Linked DNA regions of Homo sapiens: all the other regions are linked to region 1. The links are chromatin loops, found by intact Hi-C in ENCODE. Cell type or tissue: heart left ventricle. All regions are shown on one strand.

Region 1 (8,000 bases):
GGTGGACAAGCGCACGTAAAGGGAAACTTGGTAGCGTGCAGGGAAGTAGGGAGGTGCATGCTAATTCGGGACCACAGGCTAGGAGGATGCCTTTGTGCTCAAAGAGACTGAGCAATGAGGTGTCACTAAAGACAGCATTGGCGAAGCAGGCTCCACTGGGAAAAGTGCATGCGGAGCTGTCTGCAGGGAAATCCCCTTTGAAATCAGATTGCCCAGCCAAACTGCGGCTGGCTTGGGAGAAAGGGTGGTCCTTCTGACAGCTCTTAGGAACCCTTAGGAACCGGGACAGGGCTCCCAGAGCCAGCCAAGGAAGCCCCAGCAGTGTGAGCCTTGACAGGGGATGTGGTGTCACAACAACTGCAAGTCACTTGTTGGCCATCCCAGGCACCAGGGCCTGGGAAGAGGTCTGGTCCCCATTCCAGGTGGGAGGGTTTCCCAGAGTTGGTCAGGGGACCCGGCAGGCACTCAGGCCGTCTGGCCAGCATGGACTGTGGGGCAGATGGTACAAGCAGGAAAGTTGTAACCCACCTGGAAGGCAAGCTGCGGGGGGAAGGGAGAATAAGACAAGAAAAGAAAGCTTTGTTCTGTGTGGAACAGAACAAGCAGAATGCCCAGCACCACAGAGATCGCAGCTGCCCAGGACACAGTGACCCACAGCAGCAGCCCTGGGAGACCGAGAGGGCACCGGGCACGGCAGCAGCCTTGCCCAAGGGGAAGCAGATGTGTTTACTGGGTTTGCCATGGCTTTAGGGAAGGGGACCACTTCTTGACACATCACAAACATGCAGGGAACCTGGCTTTGCTGATTCAGGGGCTAAACCTGCTGGGCGGGATCTGGTAATGTTGGAGGTGGGGGCGGGGCAGAACGAGCTGCCCTGACCCATGGAGTGCTTCTGCGCCCACGGGCTCTTCCTTTCCTGGCAAGGTGCAGGCACCTCAGATGGAGAGTGTGGAGGTGTCTCCGGATGGATGGAGTGGCCACGGTCGTGCCAAGTGCCCTCAGCATCTGCCCTATCACCCCCGCAGGTAGTTGATGGAGGGCTCCACTGTCCCCTTCCTGGGTCCCACCACAGGTAGTGGGGATATGGAAGAAAGGAGGTTGCTCCAAAGGGAGCAGCGGCCAACCCTCTCACTCTGCCAGGAAGTAGCGCTGGGGATCCCAAGGAAGAGAGAAGGAGGGCTGGAAGCAGATTTCCCCCTGGCTTCGCAGGAGGGATAGAACTACACAGGGTAGGTGCTGGGCAAGCGGCAACCTTTATCGCCATCATTGTGCAATAAATGCGCCCCGATGCGTGGTAGAGCGCCCCCACCCGTTCCACCCCGGTCCCCATCCCCACGTCGGGATGCGCCGACAATCGAAAAGGCCAGGGTTACTGACCTTTCTCTCCAGGCTGGCAGTCAAGGAAAAGACATTAAGAAGGGATTTCTCTGTGCCGGGGCACGGTGCTGCCTGCTCCACGGGTGTTGTCTCTTTCAGTCCTCTCAACATTCCATCCTAATTCCACGAACTCCCCCGCTGTGCCCCTCCCCTTCCCCCACCCCCGCCTCCAGCCCCTTCTTGAAGTTTATTCTGAGCACTGCAGCCCCTCTCTATCCCTGCCTCCTGTGAGCACCGATAAGCCTGCATTTGTCACGGAGCAGACGTTCCAGTCAGCTGGCGTTTACCGTGCTTTTTTTTTTGTCCTTCTCTCCGTGCAGACTGTAAACTCAAGGACAAGGACCATGACTCTTTTCTGCCAATCAAAGCACACAACTTTATTGATGATACACACAGATGCGGACTTGGGTGGAAGAGGTTAAGTCGGTACAATAGACAGAAGAGCAGTGCACTTTTTTGATGAATAGGTTCACTATCCATCAGGCGCGTGTAGAAGAAAGAGCAAACGAAAAATAATTCAACCTAAGCTGCAACAAATGCATTTTCAGCTCAAGCCGCGATATGCCTCTGGTCTCTGCAAAGCGGTCCCGCTTGGACAGGGAGACCACCACAGGCAACAATAGCACTCGTGATGCTGTAATTTGATGTTCTTTGTCCACAGCAGGCAGCTGAAGTGATCCCCTCACCACATGAAGGAGGCTGCAAGGGAGGAATTTACAATGCCAACATTGCCTGCAGACTGCACAACCAAGAAGTTACTCAAAGCTCTGTGGGAGCCCCTGCCTGGCCAATAAGAGTGTGGTCCTGGATTGAGCCCTGGAACTTTCACCCAATGAGGTGGTGATTGGCTAAGGCTGGATCTTCAGTAGCACCCTCTGCAGATTCTTTGACATCTGCAAACCAAGCGCGTTGTGGGTGGATTCCGTCCCATTGTGTTCGAGAGGGCCGTTTATGGGGCAGGGGTTTCCAGGAGAATCTCTCTGTTTCCATTTCTGATAAAGAGGGACATGAATGAGAAGAGCATCTGGGCACCGACTAACTCCCCCGCCAAGACTGGCTTTTCAGACAAACCCATCAGCGGTTTCAAAACCTGAACCTTAGCACATCCACTTCCCTCTGATATCAAAGGAAACTTCAAGTCTGAAGCGGACTTGGCAAGCATGTTATTAATAACTGTCATGCTTATTAACAAATTTAATCCGGCCTGCTGCAGAAATGAGTTGCAGCAACGTGACACAGTCTCCCGACACACTTCATTGATGTACATCTTAATCTGGCCCTGACTTTCAATACTCGCATTTAAGTTATCCGGGGCACACAAAGCCTCTCTAACAGTGGGGTCTGGAGTGGGGCTCGTGTTTCTAGCCATTGAGAGGCTGGCCAAATGGCTATTGATATCCTGGCTAAATGGAAAGCCCGCATCCTTGGGCTCGGCAAACAACAGTTTTCCCTGAATGAAAAGACACTTGGAGAGGTCCAGAACACAACTGCCATTTTTACAATTTTGAGCACTCCAAGTATTTTTATGTTCATAGGGGAATGGCCGCTGTTTTATTGGGTGTGCTCGGTTGGCCTTGCCTCCCCCTGAGGGCCTGTCCTCAGTGCCACCTGGGGCCCCAGGTTCAGTCCAATCCCCATCCTCAGTCCAGGGCCGAGCCATAGTTTCAAAATCAAACCAAATATCAGGCTCCTCCTCATCCAGCTCCTGGTCATCGTCCCACTCCTCTTCCCCCTCCTCCTCCAGCTTCTCACTGTCATCTCTTCCTATGGTCAGTTTGTAAACGCAGTAGCAGGCACCAGCCCCAATCATCAGTCCTGCCGCCATCCAACCCACTTCCCGAGCCCGGCCCATGCTCAAGTCTGTGCCAGCCTTGGGGCAGGACAGGAGAGGGCCTTGCTCCACCTGATTGAAGAGGTCTCTCAGGTCCAGGGTGAGTAAGGATGGAGGGTAGCAGTCTTCAGCTTCTTCCAGGCTCTTGTAGCTCTCTTGTGATGAATCTGTGGGTGAAACAGAGTATTAGGGCTCGGGACTATGTTTGGCTTTGTGCCTCACAGACAGGGTGGATTTCGAGTTGGTGATAAAGGCAGATTAACAGGATACAATTTCTTTGTTCTTTTCTTTTCTGTCTTCCTCTATCGACCTCAGGAGCCCCCATTTCTCTTCCTGGGTCCACAGGGAAGGGCAGGAGATGGGTCTCTGCTATGATAGCTAGGAGGGTGACAGTGTGAGTACCTCTCAGGTAGTCTCCTACACCAGACCTCCACCCCCAAAGATTAAGGGCAGTTTCTCTCATTAACCTCTACCAAAGTCAGATAAATTCCTTCGTTTTCCCTTGTCTTCTGTTGTCAGTGGTCCCTCCACGGTGATAGAGGATAGAGTCTGGCAGAAGGACAAATGCAAAGACAGGTAGGCGGCAATGGAGAAATGAAAGTGTAGTGGATGAACTGAGGACACAGGTCCCAATTTCTGTTTTTGTGAATTTTAGACACTTGAGTTTAAAATATTTCTCATACTCTACTGACTTTCCGGACGCAGGCCTCCTCCGCCCCACTTGTCGTCCGCCATTTCCCCAGCAAAGGCCGCCACACCCCTTTCCCTGCACTGAAATGGGAGTGGGTGTGGAGAAAGAAGGGGCCAGGAGAGGGCGACTCGGACCTGGCCCTCTCATATCCCAGCCCCCCTCCTCCGCCACCCCCACCCATGGTCCTGGGCTAATCCCACCTTCACACTGACCTGCAAGGTTCCAACCAAGGCAGTTTTCTCCTTCTCTCGCTGAAACTTGTGCCGAAACCTACAGGCCAACAGACCTACAAACCTGCAAACAGACAAGGGACCGAGGGGACGGAGTGCTTGGTGGACGGACCAGCACCCGGGACACTAGAACCTTTCTTTTCTCGGAGTCTCTGGAAACGCCATTCACTCCCCTCACCCCCACCCGAAACCCGCCACTTCTCTCTACTAAAATGAGCACGGGGTGGGGTGGGGGTGGGTAGCAGTATTTAGAAAGTAGGCGAGAAAGGGACCCAGCTGTGATCGGCCTGAACTCGGATCTGTGGCGTTCTTGGCCCTCTTCCACCCATACCTCCTCTCAAGCAGCGCCCACCCTCGCACCGACCTGCACGGTCCGAGCTAGTTTCCTTCTTTCTTCACACGCCTGCAGAGTAATAGGGGGCTGGTACCCAGACGGAGGCGACTAGCAGGACTTGTGCTCTAGGCGGCTCTTGGTCACGTGACGGCCACGTCACCAGTGCGCTCTGGCCCCCAATTTCCACTCCCACAAGCAGTGCGGCAGGCGCCAGCCTGCCTTGTATCTCCCCCTCAACCCCCACAGTGGGCCCTGTCACTTTTTTCCTCTGTAACAATACCAGAAACCAGAAGTGGCCCTGTCTTTCTGGTGTTTGAATTTATGTTTCTCTAATTCCAGGAAGGGGCAGCATCTTTAGGAAGGGGCAGCATCTTTTCCTGAGTCTACCCTTCATTTACACTTCTTGGGGAATTGTCTCATCCTTTCCTTGGCTCTGAAACTTCTGCAGCCCCTTTCTTAAATTTCTACACTTTTCCGTGTTCAGTCTCTACACCAACATTGGGTGAGGGGGCAGAAACGGAAGTCCAGGCAGTGGTGAGATTTTAATTAGTATTTTGATAACATTTAAGTTATATTTTGTCCTTTCTTTTTTATTGACTTGAACTACACTATTTTGTAATCGGAAAAAAACAATAAAGCTTTTCCCACTTGGAGAAGAAATAATTCAAATCTTTTTTTTTTTTTACAGATATATATATATATAACATAAGCAAGATTTCCCAGTTAATAGGAGGCCTCATTGATTTGATGAAGTTAGTTTGTATCAAGTTGAACATATTTTCTTCGGACTGCACAGGAAATAGCAGCTTTCAAACAACATATTAAAATGTAAAAACACACCCTTAGAAACAAAACCAGTTGTGCTTTCAACATGATTTATAAATTGATGGATAAATGAATCTATACCGAGAAGGTCAGTGTTCTAATTTTGACCATTTTAAGTAAGTGAACTATTGTCCCTTTCTTTCTCCTGGCTGAACTCATAGTATTAGGTGTCAGATGACTGAGATCTTCATAGAAGATTGCTGGGTGACTTTCACTCTGGCTTCAAAGGACAGATTTTATGCAGACCCCAACTTCAGATGAATCTTACATCTTCAGATGAACTTTACAGATTAGTGACTCCACAGATTAGCCTGCCTTTCATTCACAGGGCTTTATTTACAATCTATTCTGAAGTTTGTGGTGCAACCTATAAATCTTCCAGAAATTAGAGAATTTCCTGTTATCCTATTGATGAAAATGAGACTTGATAGAGGTAATTTTCTTTCCATCATGACACTGTTGGCGATCTCTCTGTTGTCTGCCATTCATGTATTTTATGCTACCCTAGCAGTGGTGAGTGTTCAGCATTTTCCAGTGGAGATGGTGGTGAGGGTCTGTGGGTGACTGGGAATCAGTGCAACACCCCTGATGTCTGTGTCATTTTTTCCCCTCACAAGTGGAAGGGCAATGCACAGGATCTCAAGCAGTTGCCAGAAAAAAAGAGGACTTTTCATTTCCTGCCTTCTATTACAACTTCATTGAGCCACCAGTACAAGCCCCTCAGAATAATCCCAAAACTCAGGGACCAAGTATGCAGAAGTTAGTCCTCATGCATCCACCTGTCCCTGCTGAGGAGTCATACTCTAAATATAGACACTCCAGGCAACCTCTTAGAACATTGAAATATGACACCCCAGAGGGAGGGGCTCCCCAGTGAGGGGCTCCTGTGTGGAGGAGGCCCTTTCAGGAGGCAAGCCAGGGAGTCCTAGTGCCTTGCTGGTGAATATTCAGAAGTCAATATGTCACAACTTTCTGGTCTTCCCCTTTTATAGTCCAAACTCACCAATATCACATCTTATCTCTCTAAATCTTTACCTCATTTTTTTTTCATGACCCTTTATTAACTTCCCCTAGACAAGTGAATTATACTTATGAAGGCTTACTAACAGAACTCTCAGATTCAACAGTCCATCATTCAGTGTTTGGCTGCTAGGTAGTTGTATAAGTGGCTTTTGTTTGTTTTGAATATATACATTAGAAAAAACTAAGGAGTATGTAAAGCTTAATAAAGACAGATGACTTGGTGTCACAGACATGGCTTTACAATAAGAACTCACTTTCACAACACTTAGCCAGGCTTCAAGGACAAAAACTTTACTCCTACCTCTCCTCAGTAGTATAAAATATCTCCACCCTTTTGGTATATTCTCCAGTTAGTCCGATGTATAACTTCTCACTACCATTCTCCCAGTATGCCAGACCTTTCCTGGTTTGAATCCACTCCCTGTCTAAAACTTCCTAAAACCCCATGGTTATAAAAACCCTTTCAATTCTCTTACCTCTTTGTTCTTCTGATCCACGATTCTATCAATTCCTACCTGGAGACTAGCATTAAAAAAAAAACTACTTTGCTCTCCATTATACATCTACCAAGAAATATTTAATTAAGGACATGTTATAAGGCTCACATACCTTTCAAAAGTGAGAAAGGAAAATGCTTAAAGAAGTCCTCAGACACTACTGTTAAAAGTTTCTGAGTCCGCAAAAAACTACTGTGAAACCACTGCCAAAACAAAACTTTTGGCTTAAATCAGTTCACATGTGATATGTAACTTACAAAGCACCCAGAAACAAAAAACGACCAGCAAATGGTGACACTAATGGAATTGTGGAGGGTGAAAAAAATAAATTATAGAAGGTTGTTATCTTGAAAAGTTATATTACTTTTTGTATTGTGTAATTTTGGTATTGTGTCTTACTTAAGGTTGTTTGGTTGCAAGCAACAGAGAACAAGCCTGGTTAACTTAAGGAGGAAATGTTGAAGACAAGGCTCATCTCCGAGGGGTTTAGGTAGAAGGAATTGATAGACGTCTTTTCAGGATGTCATAAGTCCACCGGTTTTCAGGTTTTTATCTCTCTAATGAAGATTGAAATTTTAGTAAGGCAGCTTTTGGTTGTTCTGTTTTGAGCACAATACCCACCCTTTTGCTGAGGAAAACAATAGGGTCAGTAAAATGTAAAATGCACTTCCTTTCTTTTCCCAGGGAGAAATTTAAACTGTTTCAGATGTTGTTGTTGATTTGCAGGAGCCCTTTTATCACTTTGGAAATTAACCTTTTGTTTATCTATAACGGTAGTGCTGGGGGCATAATATGCCACAGAGTATCTTAGTTGTAATTTCCACCATTAACTAAACATTAGAAAGGTATGGTTATGAAATGGTGATGCACAAGGTTGTCCTTTGAGCCAAGGCCATCTGGCTTCTCCCACAGGATTCCCCCAAGGTTGCGTCTACAGTTCAGGGTCTCTTCCTCAGTATTGCATGACCAAATCCTGATTTTGTTTGTATGCTGAGAAGAATTGCCTCTGGATGCCTCAAGGAAAGACTCCCATTCATAGAGACTTATATATAAACAGATCTGAATGCTCAAACCTAGGGATCTCTGCATTCTCTCCCCATAAGTAGACCACAAGGGAAGCTGTTTCAACAGGAGTGACAACTGAATAATTTGCCCTCAGAAATACAATTGTCAGGGGGTACTGGAGGTTTC
Region 2 (8,000 bases), 180 kb after region 1:
TATGGCTGAATACAAAGAAATCCTTATGCTGTTGAGATGACCCATTTTTATGCTCTGGGAAAAGAAATGATTTAGCAGAAGACATGAGAATTGTGTGTTATTTTAAAGTGAAGATGTGAATGTCTGTATGGAAAGGCAAGATGAACTTAAACATTGAACAGTAAACTGAGAATTCTGATTTGGTTCCCTTTTAGCACAGTGCTACTGAAGCACTGCCAAGTTCACCATGCACTCAGATGTGCAAATGTTTCTCTGTATAACTGGTCTGATCATCCTCATGGCTCCGTCTACACCTGCACTTTCTGTCTGTCCTTTTGAGAATACTCACAATCTCTCAGGTTGGCCTTGCCTTATGCCCAGCCATTTTCCATCATTAGGTCTTGGGCACATGGGTGGTTGTGGGATGGAGAGGCAAGGGGCAGTGGTAGCTTGCTTGTCCCTATGGCACTAAGTTGTTCCCTGCACTGGTGACTGTTAAGATGTGATGAAACTTCGCCATGACCTTTTGGCTTTGTTCCCGGCCCTTTCATTAGCACTGTGTTTTTATAGTCAATAAATTAGTCTTTATTATCATATATGCATGTATATTATCATACATACAAATAAATGGAAAATAATAAGGAAAGAAATAAATTATTGCGAAGTAGCAAAAACATGCCTAAAAGGATTTTTAAAAGGAGACTATCAGATGAACTGTAGACAATGTCTGGTGATACTGCCATAGTCTCTGCCCAAAAGCTCCTTGATCTGATATACAACTTCAGCAAAGTTTCAGGATACAAAATCAATGCAAAAATCAGTAAGATTTCAATGTACTAATAACATCCAAGCTGAGAGCCAAATCGAGGACACAATCCCATTCAGAATAGCCAAAAAAAAAAAAAAAAAAAAAAAAAAAACCTAGGGATACAGCTAACCAGAGAGGTGAAAGATCTCTACAATGAGAGATTATAAAACACTGCTCCATCGTGCCATTGCACTCCAGCCTGGGCAACAAGAGCGAAACTCCGTCTTAAAAAAAAAAAAAAAAAAAGAATTCAGAGATGACACAAACAAATGGAAAAACATTCCATGCTCATGGATAGGAAGATTCAATATTGTTAAAATGTCCATGCTGCCCAAAGCAATTTACAGATTCAATGCTATTCCTTTCAAGCTACCAGTGACACCCATCACGGAATTAGAAAAAACTGTTTTAAAATTCATATGGAACCATAAAAGAAGCCAAATAGCCAAGCAATCATAAGCAAAAAGAACAAAGCTGGAGACATCACATTACCTGACTTCAAACTATACTACGAGGCTACAGTAACCAAAACAGCATGGTGTGCATACAAAAATAGGCACATAGAAAAAGAGAACAGAATCTAGAGCCCAGAAATAATGCCACACACTTACAACCATCTGATATTCAACAAAATCGACAAAAACAAGCAATGGGGAAACAACTTCCTATTGAATAAATGGTGCTGAGATAACTGGCTAGCCATACACAGAAGACTGAAACTGGACCCCCTTCTTACACCATATAGAAAAATCAACTCAAAATGGGTTAAAGACTTAAATGTAAAACTTAAAACTGTAAAGATGCTGAAAGATCACCTAGGAAATACCATTATGGACATAGGTCCTGGAAAATATTTCATGATGAAGATGCCGAAGCAATTTCAACAAAAACAAAAATTGACAAATAGGACCTGATTAAAGAGCTACTGCATAGCAAAAAAACTATCAACAGAGTAAACAGACAACTCACAGAATGTGAGAAAATACTTGCAAACTATGCATCTCATAAATATCTAATATCCAGAATCTATAAAGAACTTAAACCAATAATCAAAAACCAACTAATCCCATTCAAAAATGGGCAAAGGACATATAGTAAAGTGAACAAACACTTTTCGAAAGAAGACATACACACAGCCAACAAGTATATGCAAAAAAGCTCAACATCGTGAATCATTAGAAAAATGCAAATCAAAACCACAGTGAGATACCATCTCACACCAGTCAGAATGGCTATTAAAAAGTCGAAAAATGAAAGGTGCTGACAAGGTTGTAGAGAAAAATGAACTTATACACTTCTAGTGGTAATGTAAATTAATTCAGCCACTGTAGAAATACTGTGGATTTCTCAGAGAACTTAAAACAGAATTAGCATTTGACCCAGCAATTCCATTATTGGGTATATACCCAAAAGAATGTAAATCGTTTTACCATAAAGACACATTCACAATAGCAAAGCACTATTCAAAGTAGCAAAGACATGGAATCAACTTAAATGCCCATCAATGGTAGATTGGATAAAGAAAATGTGGTATATATACACCATGGAATACTACACAATCGTAAAGAAGAATGAGATCATGTCCTTTGCAGCAACATGGGTGGAGCTGGAGGTCATTATCCTAAGCAAACTAATGCAGGAATAGAAAACCGGATATCACATGTTCTCACTTATAAGTGGGAGCTATACATGGAGTACATATGGATATAAAGAAAGGAACAACAGATACCAGGGCCTACTGGGGGGTGGAGGGTGTGGAGAGGGTGAGGATAAAAAACTACCTATCGGTTATGATATGGTTTGGCTTTGTGTTCCAACCCAAATCTCATCTTGATTTGTAATCCCCAGGTGTTGAGGGAGGAACTGGTCGGAGGTGATTGGATCATGGGGGGTGGTTTCCCCCATGCTGTTCTCATGATCGTGAGTGAGTTCTCACGAGATCTGATGATTTTATAAGTGTTTGGAAGTTTCTCCTTCACACTCTCTCTTTTCCTGCCACCTGGTGAAGAAGGTACTTGCATCTCCTTCATCTTCCACCATGATTTTAAGTTTCCTGAGGCCCCCCTGACCAGCCATGTGTAACTGTGAGTCAATTAAACGTCATTCCTTTATAAATTATAGTCTCAGGGAAGTTCTTTATAGCAATGTGAAAATGGACTAATAGAGGATACACTGCTTATTACCTGGATGATGAAATAATCTGTACACCAAACCACAGCGACATGCATGCAATTTTCCTATATAAGAAACCTAAACATGTACCCTGAACTGAAAATAAAAGGTAAAAACAATAAAAAGAAAGCATCCGAAACATGCCACTTCTTTAAGTGATATTAGAAATGTTAGTTCCAGAATTCTTCATTCCATCAACGGGGGATTTTGATGTAAAATGAATGGAATAACTATATTAAGGATTATTTGAAAATATACACAGAAAACATGCAATATACACGTATTTATGTAACTTGTGAGCTTTGGTGTTACTTTTTGTAGCATATGCTTTCCTTTGGAGTTTGGAAGAGGAAAAGTTATTTGTGCCATTTCTTTTTATTATTTAATGAGTTATCCTGCCTATTCTTTACTCTTCAGTTTAACATTAGAGAAACACACACTCACTCCACACATGTAGAAACAAATTGCAGTCGTCTTTCTCCAAATGAGTATGTCCTGCAGGCAGTTGAAAATGAGAGTCTGGGCTTCAAAGAAAAGAGTGGGATGGACAAATGGACTTGAGTTGGCAGTGCCCAGCCCCCCCAAAAATACGTACAGAATGGAAGAATAATTGTGAGAGACCCAGCTTTGGAAGTCATTATCAAAAACTAAAACAGCAATACACATTCAAGTTTTTTCTCTCCACATGAATTTTTCAAATATATTTTGTATTATTCATTTCATATTGTCTTTGTCTCTCTTTGCAAAAATTGTTACTTTTCCATCGCAGCAGATGTGGACTATAGAGATAATTGCCACCTGCTGGTCAAAGCCAGAACTACATCTCTGAATATCTGGGAGGAGGCTCTGTAAGGATCTGGAGAGGGAGGGGCCTCTGGCCTGACCCGCCAAACAGGGCTTGCTGGAGGCTTGAATGGCACAGGCAGCCCTTCCTGCTTAATCTATTGCTGCCTGGCTCTCTGAGTTCTTGGCAGGAAGTTCCACCCCTGTCTCAAATAAAGAGAAAGCCACCAGTGTGAGTGTCTCTGATAAACTATATCAGCGCATGTTTGTGCATGTGTCTGTATTTTGTATTTTGGGTTATATCCTTTTAAACACAGTTGATTTATAACATGTACTTATGCACACGGCAGTATTATCAACAATAAGGGGGGGCCAATCATATTGTAAATACAATGTGTAATTTGCTCTTTTAAAAAAATCTCACCGTTAACTATGAATTCCTTTTTAAAAATTAATTTCATTATAAATTGTAAGATGTACAACATGATGTTATAAGATACATATAGTAAAATGGTTACTGTAGTGGAACAGATTAACATATCCATCATCATCTCACGGAGTTTCCTATTTTCCTTCTTTTGGCAAGAACAGCTGTAATCTACTCATTTAGCAAAAATCCGAATGCAATACACTATTATTTACTATATTCCTCATATTGGACGTTAGATCTTTTGATTTGTTCATCCTACATGTTTGCGCTTTGTATCTTTGATGTATACATCTCCCCATTTCCTTCTCCCACCCTAACCCTTGTAACCGCTATTTTCTTGTCTCTCTCTATATTTGACCTTTAAAAAACATTTGACACATAAGTGGGACTGTGCAATATTTGTCTTTCTGTGTCTGGCTTATTTCATTTAGTATAATGACCTCCAGGTCCATCCTTGTTGTGGCAAATGGCAGGATCTCCTTGTTTTTTATACTACATTATTTATATTACTAAGTGCAAATTGCTTTCCAGGTCAGTAGACTTATACAAAATAAATTCCTGAGATTAGATTATAATAAGTTTTTATTTTTTCACAAATTTATAACAATTACTTTCCTAAATCACAAAACTAATATATGTTTGTAATTGAAAGAAACTGAGCAAAAGACATGCTAATGTGGAAATGAAACAATCCTGTATCTACCTCCTTCACTCTGCTGAGGTATCCTTTGTTAATGGTGCAGAGCATATTCAACAGATGATTTTTTTTCTCCATAGAAAGAAATGTTCCTGAGAATATATATGGAAATATGTATGTACAAAATACATAAAGATGTACAATGTGTGAACATGTGTTATGAGATGAATGTTTCTATCCTCCCAAATTTACGCATTGAAGCCCTAGCTTCCAAGGTGATAGTATTTGGAGGTGGGGCCTTTGGGGTACAATTAAGTTTAGATTAGACCATGAGAGTGGGACCCTCATGATGGGATTGACGCCCTTATAAGCAGAGGAAGAGAGAGAGAGATCTCTTTCTTTCTTCACGAGTATGCACCAAGGGTAATGTGAGCAAACAGCAAGAAAGTGGCTGTCTACAAGCCATGAAAAGAGCCATCACCAGACGCTGACTCTACTGACACTTGGTCTTGGACTTTCCAGCCTCCAGAACTATCAGAAATAAATGTCTGTCATTTAAGTCACCCAGACTGTGGCATTTTGTTATAGCAGCCTGAACAGACAGCATGTATATACACATATTCTTCATGAAAATGGGATGACTGCAAACTTTGTCATGCAATTTACCTTCCCTAGCTGAGAATAAGGGTACCTGAATTTTTAGTTGTGTATTCATTGCTATTGGATATCTTCTCATAAGTTTAATTGCATTCCTCTAATTTTCTATGAGATTTTAAATTTTCATTTGTTTCTCTTCTGGTTAAAGAGAGTTCCTGGCATGTAAAGTGGTTTCTGAGGTATATGTGGATAATTTCCCCTCCAATTTTTAATGCAACTTTAAATGTTAAAATCTCATGGATTTTAATGATGAAGAAATCAATACAGTTCATTGTAAAAGTTTTTAAGATTCACAGGAGTGTAAAGATTGCCACTTTATGAGAAGATTTTAGATAGAAACCATTCAAAGCCCAGGAAGACATCATAGTGAGAAAGGCTTGGGTTTTAGAGTCCCTGGCCTGTGTTTTACAGACTTGGCACTAAGGGTAACTTACTTAGCCTCTTAAGTCTTGGCTTTCCTCATTTCTCGTAAGCGATCCTTATTACCTACCTTGAATTTATTATCATATTTAGAAGAGATACAATATAAAATTCCTTAGATGTAACTCAAGCTTTGATAAACAAGAATTTCCTTCCTCCATGTCACTTTCCCAATGTCTAAAACTTGTACTTTCATCTGATTTATTCGCTACTTCAGGAACTGCCAATCAACATGCCTCCTAGCCTAGGACAGGATTTCTTCTCCACAAACATCATCACTAAGGGGAGTTGTCTAAGTATTTTCCCATGTGGGCATGCCAAAGTTCAGCACAATACCAGAAAAGTTTACAACTATCATTTCTTACCCACATTGCATTGTAGAAGCCCACATCTACAATAGAAGCTGCTGGGTATACTCTGGGCATGTTCGGTGGCTGAATTTCATTGTTGCCACTTATCTGGATATGTGGTTTATCTTTGGCAAGCCTGGAGCTGATCATCAGTAAAATGAAAATAATGATGCTTTCTTTTCAGAGTTGTTTTAGGGAAATGAGAAACCCATGGGAGGCTTTAGTGCTTACTATCTTAGCCTCACCTTGCCTTCTCTGCAGAAGAGATGTCTGTGATAGAAACTAAATGCATAACTCTAAGAGAGAACAGTTGGGACCCTAAGTGTACAGAGGGAAATGTGATGTATTAGCCATGGTGACTGTCCAGTATTGTAGGATGAGTTACCTGAGGGGCTTTGGAAGGGAACAGAAAAATCCTCATGCCATTTCCTACCATCATATGTGCTTTCCTGTCCTTAGTACTTTGTCTTTTATGTTGTAAGGGAAGAAAGACTCTAAGAGGTGCAAGATAAAGAGATTTCCTTTGAGTCTTGGAATGAAGAAACAGTGCAGAGGAACCAATCCTAATAACAGATCTGCTGTACAGAAGGCTGCAGTCAAAGGAACTGTGTCCTGATAGCAGTCCTGTCACTTCCCCCCAAACAGATGTCTCTTCTCCAGAAATGCTACTATCTATCTTTGTGGGCATATATTAAAGTAGAGAAAAAATACTATAACAGAATACACCAAGATGTTAATTGTGTTTACCATGAAGGGGCAGGAGTGCTGGATATATTTTCTTGTCTGTATTTGACACTATTTTCCACATGGTCCAAAATGAGTGTGGATTACCTTAATAATAATAAGCAGAGCCTAAAAAAATGTACTTTAACTAATAAAGAGCACCCGGTCTGGAGATGCAGTGGAAGAAACAGGGCTTGGCCAGGTGAGATCTGGGCAGTTACTTTAGATCCCTGAGCCTCAGGGAGCCTGGAGCTTAATTCTTCACCCACAGGGCTCCCCTGGGGTGGGAGATGTGATGAAATCACCACATTGTCCACATACGGGCTCTATGCCGTTGTATTGATTAGTGACTGGTCCCTTCATGCTTTACAGAGAGTGACATTGTGGTATCCACTGCTTGAGTCTGTGGTCCCACTGCACACTATGACCCCATTTCCTTGATCCCAGCATTCTCAGCACAGTGTGATTCTCCAGGTATTATGTAAAGGATAAGGTGCTATTTTGCTTTGTTTGTGTTTGTTTTTATGATCTGCATTGGTGGATCTCAATGTTTGGTCCCCAGACCAGCAGTGTCAGTATCACCTGGGAACTTGCTAGAAAGTGCTAATTCTTAGGCTCCATCCTAGACCTACTGAATCAGAAACTCTTGTGGTTGGTACTAGCAGTCTTTTCTTTCTTTGTTGTTTGTACAAATTTATGGGGTACCTGTACTCCCCAGTTTGCCACAAGGTCCAAAGTGATTCTGATGCAAGCTGAAGTTTGAGAACCATATTCTACAAAATTTAATGTAGTAAATGAAATGTGTTAATTGCTGAGTTAAGGAATGAATCTTTATTTTATTTCCATACTTCTTCATAATCTCCATTCAAAGTACAATTTGTTCATTTTGTGAAATGAGTATTTTTTTCATTGAAAAATAAAATTGAAATTGAAAGTCAATCAATGCCATCTGTTGACCCAATCTAGAACTGCAGCTTGGATATCACTTTAGCAAGAGATCTAGGAAGGAGGGAAGGAGGGAAAGGAGGGCTGTGTAAGCCC
Region 3 (8,000 bases), 140 kb after region 1:
ACACATATAATTTTATATTCCTTTGCAGAAATGAGATCATATATTCACAATGTTATGAATTTTTAAACCTAATATTATATCTCTTTGTTTTATTTTCATTTCTATAATTATTATTTGTTGAAATTTTTTCCACATTTTATTGCCGGGGTATTACTCTGAGATTTCTGCCTTTTAATAAGTATTTATAAATCTCCATTTAGATTTTCTGATTTAGAAGACAATACAGAAGATATTTTAAAATGCCACTGGAATGCATTCTCCACTGTCCGGACCATCTCTAGGGAAATTCCAGCCTCCCGAATGATTAGATTCAAAGCCCAGGAGGCTGCAGGTCAATTGGGAGAGAGCTAGGACCTTAGAGAGTGCAGGTTTTGAGTCCTCTCTCTGCCACTTTCGAGCCTTTAGACTTGAGGCAAGTTACTTATGAGTCTTATATTCTTCATCTGTTTAATGGAGATCATACTAGTTACTTTGAATGGTGGTTACTAAGAATAAAGGAGGTAAAGTGTAATGTTTACCCTACACAGGATAAATCATACGAATGTTATGTTCATTCTCCCGATCTTACCTTCCCAAACTGCCACACCAACGTTTCTGCCTGGACCCTGCACCATCTGAGGTACCAGTCAATCTGTGTCTTAGCATAAGGGGCATATTTCAGTACTACAATTGTTAATACAAACTAATGCAATAGGTATCATATGTGCATGATACAGGTGACACACTACGAAAATTATCAAACCCCCTTTATTTCACTTCCTTTCCTTTTTTTTTTTTTTTTTTTTTTTTTTTTTTGAGACTTAGCCTCGCTCTGTTGCCAGTCTGGAGTGCAGTGGCGTGATCTCGGCTCACTGCAACCTCCACCTCCCAGGTTCAAGCAATTCTCCTGCCTCAGCCTCCGAGTAGCTGGGACTACAGGCACGTGCCACCAAGCCCAGCTAATTTTTGTATTTTTAGGAGAGAGGGGGTTTCACCATGTTGGCCAGGATGGTCTCGATCTCATGACCTCATGATCAGCCCGCCTCCACCTCCCAAAGTGCTGGGATTACAGGTGTGAGCCACCGCGCCCTGCCCCTTTATTTCACTTTCTAGGTTAATTCTAGAGAAGTTTCCCATTGAGTCTGAAAAGACAAGATGCCACAAAAGAACACAGCATAACAATGAATCTGTTTGAGGGGATATTTGCATTGAGATTCAGATGATTCAGGATCCGGCAACTGGGTAATTGTTGAGCTTATCTTAGGTAAGTGACTTCTGTTCTTTCAACCTCATTTCTATAATGGAATAATGCTGTCTGTAAGTGTTTAATAACATGGATTTTGGAGACACACAGTCCATTATTACAACTTTGCCAATAACTGTGTGATCTTGCACGTTACTTAATCTTCTAAGCCTCTGTTTTCTTCCTTCCTTTCCTTCTTTCTCCTTCCTTCCCTCCTTCCTTCCTTCCTTCCTTCCTTCCTTCCTCTTTCTCTCTCTTTCTTTCCTTCTTTCTTTCTTTCTTTTCCTTCCTGCCTTCCTGCCTGCCTTCTCTCTCTCTCTTTCCTTTCTTCTCTTTCTTTCCTTCTTTCTTCTTTTTTACATCTAACCAAGGGATAATAATACTACCTATTCTACATGGTGGTAAGGAAGAATCAAAGAGCTAACATATGAAACATTCTTAGCAGGATGACTAGCACACAGTGAGGGTTCAGTAAATTTTAGCTATTGTTAGTATTATTAGTCCTCTCAACCAGGGCCAAAACCAGAGTGAAGCGAATAAAGTACATAGAGCAAACAGTTTAAGGAGACATTCACTTTTGGGATTATGCAAATGCTAATGCTGCACCTGTACAGTCTTGAGTACCTCCATGAGAGAAAGTGCCTCTTTTACACTTGCCTCATCTTAGTCTGTAACAGGATTTCAGCTTGGTGTTTTGGTTTTGCTCACTAGAGAACTCAAGGAACTCTGAGCATCTGCAGTGTGCTTGGCACTGTAATTCCTTTATTATATATTTTACCACATCTATTCATCACTTGTAACTCTGGTGTGGGGAATTGTCACCTCCATTTCATAGATTAGGAGACTAAGGCACAGAGAGATAAGTATCTTGTTTTGGGCCACACATTCACTAAATGGTTAAGAGGTAGGAAGAAGTGTCCTTTTGACTGCCATGTTTCTTTCAGGATATCACAAAACCTCAACTGTAAATCCTGTATTTCTAAACCAGGTAATGTTTTCTTACTGCGTTGATGTGTGAAAAAACTCAAATGCATGCATTTATTTCTAGGAAGATTCTAGTCTTTCCTCTCTTATTCATTAGCTGTCTGATCTTGAGTAAGTAATCGAACCTCTCTGGACTCCATTTTGTCACCTGTAAAAAAAGTGAGTTGAATGTCATTGTCAAGAATTCTCTAAATATTTCACATCCTATAATTCATAATTTAATTCTGCCTTTTACTTTTTTGTCTCTTTCCTCTTGTTAAGTGGACAGAAATGTGCAAAGATGCCCTTAAATACTTCGAGGTGGAACTCTTTTTGAAAGGAACCTCTAAAAATAAAAGAATTCATAAAAATAAGACGATAAGCCATCTATTCTATATAACAGAATGTTATATATGGAGATAAAGTAATACAGGGCATATTTATTAAGAAATGTTCAAGAAACAGGAAATATTGTTTAAGATTATGCCTGACACAAAGTTAAGGAGAGAATCAAACAAAACCTGAGTGTATTAGCTGTGACTATAAAATAATAATCTTGGTGTTCTTGTGAGGGTTCATAAACTGGTTGCGAAGCCAGTTGCTACTATCTTGATCAATAACAATCTCTTTGCACAGGTATGTGACTTTATGGGAATGGGTGTCTCTTTTGAAAAGCAATCCTGGTCTTTGTTTAAAAGTCTGATGTTGGTGAGGAAGGATATAAATATACCCTATAGCCAGGTGCAGTGGTGGGTGCCTGTTATCCCAGCTACTCAGGAGGCTGTGATGTGAGGATCACTTGAGCCCAGAGTTTGGGGCCAGCCTGGGCAACATAGCGAGACCCCATCTCTTTTACAAAATAAAGTAATTCTTATGATTCCATTGTCATTTGAGTATAGAAAAAATTGTCATTGGAGAGTAGGAGGACATCATAGATAAGATTGGGAGGGCAGCTTGATAGTGTCTCTTAAGGCAATGGACATACTTTGTTTTCATGGGGACTTGAGTGAACTCTGGTTGAATATGATGCTTCTGTGGGTTTATTTTGTGGCAAAATGATAACTAAAAACTTTAATTCATGGAGCTTTAAAGCACTTTCACATCTTTCTCATAAAACTGGCACTGGTACCCCGGGGCTTATGAGTCCGTGGCCTGTGCCATTGGCAGTAATTAGCTCCAAGTTGCCTTGTGATTTCACCATACATTAATTTCCTACACTCAAAGATAATATAATATAATATATAATTATATTATATTAATTATATAATATATAATATAATTAATATTAATTAATATACATTATATATTATTATACCTAATAATAATATAATACTTGATTTCTCAAACACTCAATTATAATATATAGCTCATTTTTTTCTCTTGCACAATCCTGGGTGGTTGAGGGGCAGGACAGGTAAAATTTAGGTAGGTGAGATCAGAAAGATGTGAAGGGATTTAACTAAAGTTGTCACGGAATTACTGGGTTAGGTCTTTTACTGGGAGGCAGACAGACCTCCTGACTTAAGTGGTCTCTCCAGAAACCAAAGTACTGGCATTGTTCCTATGAATACCTTGCTTTTTAAGGGAACAAAGGAACAAGGATTCTCTGACATTGACATGTAGAAAGTAAAATAAGAGGACAGGAAAGCACATGAAACATAAGAAGTGCATGCATAATATTATTATTTTTAAAAATCTGCCTCCACCTGCCTAGAAGTTCCTGTGCTCTTAGGAAAACTCTGACTCGAAGCATAAAAATGGTTCCCTTTTCAGAGAGGGCATTGATCATAAAGGGCCACAGGGATTCTACTGTAAGCTCAAAACTGTCCCAGAAATCTATCACTTTGTTCTGGCAGAAAGGGTTCAATGGAAAGCTTATTTTTTATGAGCATTCATTACGTCTGGATCACAATTAGATCTCAATAAATATTGGTTAATTTTATTTGCATTGAACAGAATCTTCAGTAAGGTCTTATGGGTCCTGATCAGCTATATCCAATGACAGTTGTTTTGATAAAGTTGACTACAAAGATTAGCAAAACCATGAATCAGAGAACTGAGCTTGGCAAGAGGAGACAGACAAAAAACAGAGAGAGGAGCTCAACATACAGATGAGCCAGATATTTCACCATGTCACTACTTCATCCCTGAGGAAGTCTTGTAGAAAAAAGTAACACAGCTCAGAGGAAAGTGTCTGTTCCTCAGAATAATTATTTATTGAACGAATGAATGAACAAGGGAGATGCAGACTTGGGAGTCATCACCAGCAAATAAAAGAGAATGTACCCTTTCTATATTTTTCCAGACATGAACATTTTTCAAATATATTTTGGATCATATTATACATACTGTTTCATAATCTATTAATAAGTCACAATGATTACTAGTGTTTCTGCTTGTAGAAATAGATACTTTTCTATTGCAGCAAAGATACAATATTGAGATAATTGCCACCTGTTGGTCAAATGCAGAGCTACATCTCTGACTGTCTTGGAGGAGGCTCCGTAAAGATTTGAGGAGGGAGGGGCCTCTGGCTTGACCCACCAAACAGGGCTTGCTGGAGGCTTGAATGGCACAGGCAGCCCTTCCTGCAGAATCTATTGCTGCTTGGCTTTCTGAGCTTCTGGCAGGAAGTTTCACCCTTATCTCAGATCAAGAGAAAGCTGCCAGTGTGAGTGTCTCTTGAGGGAGTGTGTATCAGTTTTGTGTGAGTGCGTTTGTGCGGATATTTTGTATTTTGGGTCATAGCCTTTTAGACACGTTTGCTTTATACTTACACTTACTCATACATATAAGAGTATTATCAACGACAAATGGGACAGATTATATTATACATAAAGTATGCAATCTGGTTTTTATGCTTAATAGGGAATACCTTTCGAAGCGAGTGTTTCTATAACATCAGTTGTGTGAATCAGATCGTAACAAAATTTTTCCTGTGCTTTGAAAATTTTTATTTTGATTACTTTTCTGAATTGCAAAACGAATACATATTTGTCTTTTAATGATATCAAATCATGCAGAAATGTGTAAGTGGAAAATGAAATTGTGCTTTGTTTACCCTCTCAAGATAAACATTTTTAATGGTGTGCTAATATATTCTACAAATGTTTCTATCCCAATATAATGTACTAGCATATGTAAGTACTTTTATATAAAAGCCCTAAATATGTATATACACGATATAGATGTACACCACTCTATACCTATTCTTCAACAAAGACAATGAGACAACATGTTAATCTGTCCCTTTCCTTTTTCCACTTACGAAATCTTAAAATTTTTGTTTGTATTTCTTTGTTATTGTGTTTGGGTTGTTTTTCATCGGTTTGTTGGGGATTTATATTGCTTTTTATGAAAATTAGAAGTTACTCTGTATCCATCCTCTAGTAGTCAAAAAGAATTTTTTATATGAAAGATGACTGTACAATTAATTGTTCAAACTGACACTTAAAGAATAATTTCAACTGTTATTTTAGATTCGGGGAGTATATGTGTAAGTTTGTTACCTGAGTATATTGTGTGATGCTGAGGTTTGGGGTGTGATGGATCCTGTCACCCAGGTACTGAGCATAGTACCCAGCAGTTAGTTTTTCACCCCTTGTGTCCCTCCCTAACTTCCGCCTTTAGTAGTCCCAATTTAGGTTGGTTCCATGTCTTTGGTATTGTGAACAGTGCTGTGATCAACATATGAGTGCATGTGTCTTTTTGGCAGAAGGATTTATTTTCCTTTGGATGTATACCCAGTAATGGAATTGCTGGGTTGAATGGCAGCTCTGTTTTAAGTTCATAGAGAAACCTCCAAACTGCTTTCCACAGTGGCTGAACTAACGTACATTTCCACCAGCAGTGTATAAGCATTCCCCTTTCTTCACAACCTCACCAGCATCTGCTATTTTGTGACTTTTTAATAATAGCCCCTCTAACTGGTGTGAGATGGTATCTCATTGTGCTTTTGATTTGCATTTCTCTAATAAGTAATGTTGAGCATTTTTTCATATGCTTGTTGGCCACATGCATATCTTCTTTTTAGAAATGTCTGTTCATGTCCTTTACTTTTTGCTTGTTGATTTAAGTTCTTTATAGATACTGGATATTAGGCCTTGTTAGATTCATAGTTTGCAAATATTTTCTCCCATTCTGTAGGTTGTCTATTTACTCTGCTGATAGCTTCTTTTGCGGTGCAGAAGCTCTTTAATTTAATCAGGTCCCATTTGTCAATTTTTGTTTTTGTTGTAATTGCTTTTGAGGACTCAGTCATAAACACTTTCCCAAGGCTGATGTCCAGAATGGCATTTCCTAGGTTGTCTTCCTAAGATTCTTATATTTGAGGTCTTACTTTTAAATCTTTAATCTATTTTTAGTTAATTTTTGTACTAATATATGTTGAGAGGTAGGGGGTCCAGTTTCTTCTGCATATGGCTAGCCAGGCATCCCAGCACAATTTATTGAATAGGGAGCCCTCTCCCCATTGCAACTTTGTCAAAGATCAGATGACTGTGGGTATGTGGTCTTATTTCTGGGTTCTGTATTCCGGTTCATGGTCTATGTGTCTGTTTTTGTAGCAGTACCATGCTATTTTGGTTACTGCAGCCTTATAGTATAGTTTGAAGTCGGGTAGTGTGATGACTCCAGCATTGTTCCTTTTGCTTAGGATTGCTTTGGCTATTTGGGCACTTTGTTCTATATGAGTTTTAGAACAGATTTTTTTTTTTTTAGTTCTGTGAAAAATTAAGAATAGTGTTAAATCTGTAGATTGCTTTGGTCAGTATGGCCACTTTAATGATATTAATTATTCTTTTCTGTGAACATGGGATATTTTTCCATTTTTTTGTGAATTGACACTTTTGAGAGTAAAAGGTGGTCTGTGAAACAACAGACATAAATTGAAACCACATCAAGCCATATGCTCATCTTCTTATATATTATGAACATTAACTCAATGTCTGTAATACACGTGCATCATTTTTTCCCATTTTATATTTCTTTTTATCAGCTTTTGCAATGCAAATGTTTCAAATTTTCATTTTATTATTAAAAGACAATGTGGTTAATTATAAATGTTTGAAGAATACACTAGAGTGGAGTAATTTGCCAGTCTAATGTGAGATAGACACAGAGAGCATTCAAAGCCCATAAGGCCACAAGATGCAGTGAGAAAAGCTTGGGTTTTAGAAAAATTTCAGGCTTAGACTACCTGGTCTGTAATTTAGGATATTAATGACCTAGGTGGTTTGAGCTCTAGGTAAGAATGAAGATAGTAATCTTTACTTTGAATGTTTGTTTTTGGGATTAAAGGAGATGAGATATAAAGTTACCACGATGTAGAATGATTTTCTTGTTCATTTCCATCCAGCAGATCACCTCTCCAGTCTTTTAAAGCCTGAGCTTCTGCCTGAGCCCACTCACCACTTCAGGGATCTGCCAACTCATGTGGCCCTACACCCAGGTCTCTTTGCGCAAAGGGCAGGATTTCAACTCCTCTATCTTCTTCATCACCCAAAGGGATTGTGGAGTGCAGATTTGTGGGTCCACAATAGCAGGGGAGTGGAATCTGACCATTTCTCAAGCCCTGGAAGCCCATCTTCTAAGAAGGAGGCTGCTCAGGGTTTTCTAGGGAGGGTGAGGGATGCAACTGCATTCCTGCCTCTTACCAGATGTGTGACTCTGGAAAATCGATTTATACTCTGTGAGCCTGAACTTCTCCACTGCAAAATGGGAAACAATTGATACTGTCCCCACAGAATTGTGTAGGGAAAATGAGGGAACTTAAGGAAATGTTTGGTGCATAATATAACTTCAGCAAATGTTTGTT

Evidence for each region. Hi-C counts contacts between places; a loop is a spot of excess contacts. Peaks named below come from ENCODE experiments on the same cell type or tissue, not always from the same donor. Only the 100,000 strongest peaks of a DNase experiment are listed, where the experiment ranks them.
Region 2: a loop joins it to region 1, with 6 times the contacts of the local background. A loop is called at or near these places in 23 of 110 quality-filtered maps.
Region 3: a loop joins it to region 1, with 6 times the contacts of the local background. A loop is called at or near these places in 15 of 110 quality-filtered maps.

Annotation. Positions count from the first base shown.
Region 1 is chrX:101,613,391-101,621,390 of GRCh38, forward strand. ARMCX6 (armadillo repeat containing X-linked 6) reads right to left here and starts at 4,610. Exons shown (of 3, transcript NM_019007.4): 1 at 4,495-4,610; 2 at 4,113-4,194; 3 at 1,735-3,376. The coding sequence starts at 3,230. The coding sequence ends at 2,328. RefSeq lists an enhancer at 219-781. In heart left ventricle, CTCF peaks have their summits at 4,014 (motif pointing right) and 4,214; DNase peaks (open chromatin) are centred at 3,971 and 4,601; H3K4me3 peaks cover 1,748 bases; H3K27ac peaks cover 512 bases.
Region 2 is chrX:101,795,743-101,803,742 of GRCh38, forward strand. No RefSeq gene overlaps it. Among named protein-coding and RNA genes, the nearest start is that of ZMAT1, 130 kb to the right of the region's middle. In heart left ventricle, CTCF peaks have their summits at 3,772 (motif pointing left) and 7,910; a DNase peak (open chromatin) is centred at 3,849; H3K4me3 peaks cover 642 bases.
Region 3 is chrX:101,754,521-101,762,520 of GRCh38, forward strand. No RefSeq gene overlaps it. Among named protein-coding and RNA genes, the nearest start is that of ARMCX2, 99 kb to the left of the region's middle. RefSeq lists an enhancer at 3,499-4,064 and a silencer at 4,631-4,800. In heart left ventricle, a CTCF peak has its summit at 4,643 (motif pointing left); no DNase peak of the experiment used is centred here.